Regions from separate parts of the Homo sapiens genome. Here region 1 is linked to region 2. A link is an interaction called in ENCODE POLR2A ChIA-PET data of the cell type or tissue named here. Cell type or tissue: CD4-positive, alpha-beta T cell. All regions are shown on one strand. Each heading gives the region's core, and the rest is flanking DNA. Links, peaks and the distances in the headings are about the cores only. Region 1 overlaps RPS6KA5 (ribosomal protein S6 kinase A5). Region 2 overlaps DGLUCY (D-glutamate cyclase).

What was found. ChIA-PET counts read pairs that join two places held together with the same protein. Peaks named below come from ENCODE experiments on the same cell type or tissue, not always from the same donor. Only the 100,000 strongest peaks of a DNase experiment are listed, where the experiment ranks them.
Region 1: POLR2A ChIA-PET joins it to region 2 with 11 read pairs; 10 of 35 experiments call an interaction of 5 or more read pairs at or near these places.

The regions. Positions count from the first base shown.
Region 1 is chr14:90,901,842-90,904,757 of GRCh38, forward strand. It overlaps RPS6KA5 (ribosomal protein S6 kinase A5), which reads right to left. Exons shown (of 17, transcript NM_004755.4): 9 at 967-1,128. Among named protein-coding and RNA genes, the nearest start is that of LINC02321, 75 kb to the left of the region's middle. In CD4-positive, alpha-beta T cell, for the core only: CTCF peaks have their summits at 1,364 (motif pointing right) and 1,563; a DNase peak (open chromatin) is centred at 1,370.
Region 2 is chr14:91,176,184-91,179,099 of GRCh38, forward strand. The region is part of intron 7 of DGLUCY (D-glutamate cyclase); the gene reads left to right. Among named protein-coding and RNA genes, the nearest start is that of SNORA11B, 51 kb to the left of the region's middle. In CD4-positive, alpha-beta T cell, for the core only: CTCF peaks have their summits at 1,368 and 1,568; a DNase peak (open chromatin) is centred at 1,368; H3K27ac peaks cover 735 bases.

The DNA of each region.
Region 1 (2,916 bases), core at 231-2,730, 270 kb before region 2:
TACTGAAGGTAAAGAATAAGGTAACATTGTGAACTAAAGAATGTTTTTATATGGGGGTTGAGGGGCACGGTGGCTCATGCCTAGAATCCCAGCACTTTGGGAGGCCAAGGCAGGAGGATCGCTTGAGGCCAGAGTTCAAGACCAGCTTAGGCAACAAAGTAAGACCCTGTTTCTACAATTTTTTTTTAATTAGGTGGGTGTGGTGGCATGCACCTGTGGTCCCAGCTATTCAGGAGGCTGAGGCAAGAGGATCCCCTGAGCCAAGCAGTTAAAAAGGCTGCAGTGAGCTATGATCATGCCACTGCACTCCAGCCTGGGTGACAGAGTGAGACCTTGTTTCTTAAAAAAAAAAAATTTTTTTGGCTGGACGTGGTGGCTCATGCCTGTAATGCCAGCACTTTGGGAGGCCAAGGCAGGAGGATCACTTGAGGCCAGGAGTTCAAGACCAGCTTAGGCAACATAGCAAGATCCTATCTCTGCAAAAAATAGAAAAATTAGCTGGGTGTGCTGGTTTGCACCTGTGGTCTCAGCTATCCCAGAGGCTAAGGTGAGAGGATCACTTGAGCCCAGGAGTCTGAGGCTGCAGTGAGCTAGGACAGCACTGCTACACTCCAGTCTGGGCATCAGAGTGAGACCCTGTCTATATAAATAAAAATTTTTAAATATGAATAGAGGTAAAATAAAAGATTATTGTATTTTCTATAAAAGAATCTGAACAAAAATAAAATTTCAGGTATAAAATTAAAACTTCCCTTATATCAAAAATAAATGCATAAACAATATCTGCTATTGAGCAAACTATAAGCTTCGGTTAACAATGTGCAATATTTCTGCATTTAATAATTTAGAGGATATTAGAGAATCCCATTTTTATGATGCCAACAAAACTACTTCAATATGGGAAATTTAATCTTTTCTTTCAAAGGACATATGGCCAATGTGCATGTGCACAGGATGGGAAATTACCTGAAACAGCTTCTCAGAACTCTGGGGCAGGGCTGCGGGAGAATAAGTGGGATCCATTTCTGTGAACTCTTCTGCAAAGTTACTCACATCTAATTCATCTCGAATGACTGGCTTAAATGGTGCAGGCACTTTTTTGGCGGCTAAATCATCCCAATTTATTTTCTAAAACAAAGAAAGTTGGTACAAAGTAGAAATCAATAGTCAAAATGTACTTTCTAAGAATAACAAAGATAAATTAGGATTTTGACTGGTAGGGAGAGAGGATAAAAATAAGAGAACATATTTCAAATCAATAATAAAAAACATATTTTCTCCAAACAAGATCACAGCAGTTTATAGCTCCAACCAATGCTGTGCCTCAAAGATGAGACTATCGCTGTTGAATCTCAGAGTGTCCTCTGGGGGGCACCAAGACACCCTAGTTTACCTTTAAAGACAACAGAAGAATACTTTTGTCCTGAGCCTCCTCAGAAAGGTGTTAAGCCAAAAAGAAAACAAAAAACCCAAAACAAAATAAAAAACTGAAATAAAGGGTTTCCAAAGGCTCTACAGATGTGGATATTAGCTCTAAAAGAATGTTCCTATTTTCTAGAGGCAGTGTTACTTAGCTCTCTGCCTGCACTTGCTTTTCCTCCTGGGCATCCAGACAGACTGGAAAATAAATCCACTGTAAATCAGGCATGTGCTTATGTCTAGAAGTTCAAATGATACCATCATATGGATGTGATCACTCTTTTCTTATTCAACTGTGTTCAAGCATTTTAAACACTGCCTCTTATGTCCCCCATAGAATAATGCAAGCCCCTTTTCCCTCTAGGTCACTTACTGAGTTATATTACTGAAATCCAACCCTTTGCTCTGTTTCTTTGTGCTCCTTCTATCATTTAAAACAATCTCAGATAACACTTACTGAATTAAATCCTACAGGTCTCCTACTACCACATTTTTTCAAATCTAAGATGCCATTACTGATAGTAAGATACACAATTATTTTATGTATCATTAAGAAGAAAAAAGTATTAATCATAAGAATATAAGATGATGGCCACTGTAACATGCATACTGATTTCAGTGACAGTAAAATATGAAAATGTGCACTTCTTGGTTGATAAAATTTAGTAAGTTTAATCAACTACCATAAATTTTTTTTTTTTTTTGAGACGGAGTCTCGCTCTGTCGCCCAGGCTGGAGGGCAGTGGCGCGATCTCGGCTCACTACTACAAGCTCCACCTCCTGAGTTCACGCCATTCTCCTGCCTCAGCCTCCTGAGTAGCTGGGACTACAGGCGACCGCCACCATGCCCGGCTAATTTTTTGTATTTTTAGCAGAGACAGGGTTTCACTGTGTTAGCCAGGATGGTCTCGATCTCCTGACCTAGTGATCCGCCCACCTTGGCCTCCCGAAGTGCTTCAGAAAGGTGTTAAGCCAAAAAGAAAACAAACAAAAAACCCAAAACAAAATAATTACAGGTGTGAGCCACTGCGCCTGGCCCATAAAATGTTTTTTATTATGCTGTCTTGTAGATGCAATAGAAACAAAATAATTAAATCACAGATCTTCAAATTTCTCAGCTAAAATGGAATTCAGATCATTTAGTTCATCTCCTTTATTTGATCCAGTGAAACTGAGGCCGAGAAATAAGAAATAACCTTTTCACCCAAACACCAGTTGGTGGAAGAGTCAGGATTTGAACACAGTCTCTTGACTTTCTAGTTAAGTGTTTTTTTCTCTCTGCAGCTGTAATGTTTTCCATTATAAGCACATAACTTGTGCTTGGCCATTGTATATATATTAAAATAAACTTCTAGAGGAAAGGGGTAATTTAAAGAAACATGTTGTTAGCAGGAGAATGTTTAATATGTAGAAAATGGAATGCTATTATGATCCTTTCCACCTCCGCTCCATTTATAGAGAAAAAGGCCATTTAGGCCTTTACAAGTAGAATTCTGG
Region 2 (2,916 bases), core at 229-2,728:
AGGCCTACAGCTACAGTGAATCTCTCTCTGGTTTCCTTCTTTTATTTATTTATTTTTTTTTGAGACAGGGTCTCACTCTGTTGCCAGGCTAGAGTGCTGTGGTGCAATCTCGGTTCACTGCAACCTCCAGCTCCCTGGTTCAAGCGATTTTTCAGTCTCAGCCTCCTGAGTAGCTGGGATTACAGGCATGTGCCACCATGCCCAGCTAATTTTTGTATTTTTAGTAGAGACGGGGTTTCACCATGTTGGCCAGGATGGTCTCAATCTCCTGACCTCGTGGTCTGCCCACCTTTGCCTCCCACAGTGCTGGGATTACAGGCGTGAGTCATCGCGCCTGGCCTGGTTTCCTTCTTTTAATCCCAGGGCTGGATCTCCTTACCAGAGCACTTTGTCTTACAACTCAATTTTTTTGTCGTTGGTTTTTTGGTTTTGTTGAGACACAGTCTCACTCTGTCGCCCAGGCTGGAGTGCAGTGGCACGATCTCGGCTCACTGCAAGCTCCGCCTCCTGGGCTCCAGCGAGGGAGGTGTGCCTCAGCCTCCCAAGTAGCTGGAATTACAGGTGCATGCCACCACACCTGGCTAATTTTTGTATTTTTAGTAGAGACGAGGTTTTGCCATGTTGGCCACGCTGGTCTTGAACTCCTGGCCTCAAGTGATCCTCCCACCTCAGCCTCCCAAAGTGCTTGGATTGCAGGCATGAGCCACCGTGTCCAGCCTCAAATATGTTTTGATTAAATATATTTCCTTCCTTCCTTCCCTTCTTCTTTCTTCTTTCTCTCTCTCTCCCTTCCTTCTTGTCTTGTCTTTCTTTCTTTCTCTTTCTTTCTTTCTTTCACAGAGTCTCACTCTATTGCCAAGGCTTGAGTTCAGTGGCATCATCATAGCTCACTGCAGCCTCAAACCTCTGGGGTCAAGTGATCCTCCCATCTCAGCTTCCCAGGTAGCTGGGACTACAGGCATACGCCGCCATACCAAACCAATTTTTAGAAATTTTTTGTAGAGATGGGGTCTTGTTACAATGTCCAGGCTGGTCTCAAAGTTCTGGGCTCAAGTGATTCTCCTGCCCCAGCCTCCTGAGTCATAGGGATAACAGCATGAGCCATTGCTTCAGCCGTTTTGATTAAATATATATTTTTATCTGCTGAAGCATCCCAGCCCATTCTAGCAGGAGGACTAACCTTTAGCTTGGCTTTTTGAGACATTTTGGAGATTGATGGGGCCTTGAAAACAAAGGTGAAGCCAAGAAATATAACTAAACAAGTCATTTCCTGTGGTATTTGCAAGGTGATTATAAACAAGGCCAGCAGCAGTACATTTTTTCCAAGGCCTAGGTGATATTACAATGAAGAGACACACGAGGGCGCCCTCGCTAGCTCTCAGTAAGATAGGAAGGTGACAGAAACATGAAAAATAACAGCTATTGCAGACCATGGTCATGGACACTGGAAAATTCTGGCCAGGCCAGCCACACTTGCGCTGTAAGCACATACTGTAGTGTTACTTTAATTTATTTTGAAAGCATTCGTGAGAGTTCAGCTATCAGAATGGCCTCATGCGAGGGAAAGATCATCCCTAATGTGGTGATGAGGCGTGGCTGCCAAGATCCACAGGATTCCATTTGTTCATTTATTTAAGTGCATGTGTTGAGAACCTGCTATGTGCCAGGCATGCACCCAGGCCTCAGGAGTACAGTGCTCCATGGGACAGGATGGAGTCCTCTGGGCGCTCATGGTCTTGTCTGAGTGTGTGTGTGGGCATGTGTGTAGACACACCCACCCACGTGCAGTAAACGTCCCCCAGCCCAGTGGCCTCACCGCTTTCCCACCATCGGTCGTGGCAGGTGCCCTGCAGAGGAGATCTCACTGCTGTGGGCACCCCAGCATGGCATGTTCCAGTCCTTTAGTTCTGACAGCGATAGCACAATTGATCGTAGATGAGAACAAATGACATCAGAGAGGGACAATCTTGAATCATTCTCAAATTCCCTTTTTTTTTTTTTGAGACAAGGTCTCGCTCTGTCACCCAGGCTGAGTGCAGTGGCACGATCACAGCTCACTGTAGCCTTGACCTCCTAGGCTCAAGCAATCCTCCCACCTGAGCCTCTGGAGTAGCTGGACTACAGGTATGCACCATCATGTCCAGCTAATTTTTAAATTTTTGTGGAGATGGGGTCTCACTATGTTGCCCAAGCTGGTCTTGAACTCCTGGGCTCAAGCGATCCTCCCACCTCAGCCTCCCAAAGTGCTGGGATTATAGTCGTGAGCCACCATGCCTACCTTGAACTTCAATATTTAAACTTCTATTAGCAATAGATTATGTGCAACAGACCTCACAACTGATGGGGGCAAAACCCCGTGTCATGCTCTGAGCTGACTGTTCTGACATCTACCTGGTTTTGGAGTGACCAGTTTTAGGTGCCATCCAAAACACAGACAAGCGATAATTAAATTCATCATCAGATTCAAGACTTTTTCCCCTTACACATCAAATCTAAAAGTTATGTATCTATTAGATTTTTATTTTGAAGTGCTGGCTGACTCTTTCTATTAAATATGAAACTTTAAGCCAAGTGTGGTGGCTTACGCCTGTAATCCCAGCACTTTGGGAGGCTGAGGTGGTCGGATCACTTGAGGTCAGGAGTTCAAGACCATCTTGGCCAACATGGTAAAACCCTGTCTCTACTAAAAATACAAAAATTAGCCAGGCGTGATGGCACACACCTATAATCCCAGCTACTTGGGAGGCTGAGAATTGCTTGAACCCCAGAGGCGGAGGTTGCAGCGAGCTGAGATCTCACCACTGCACTCCAGCCTGGGTGATAGAGCGAGACTCTGTCTCAAAAAAAAAAGAAACTTTATTGTTTCTGTGAAATCCAAGATTTATTTACTCAATTCACATCTGCATTTGTTGAACA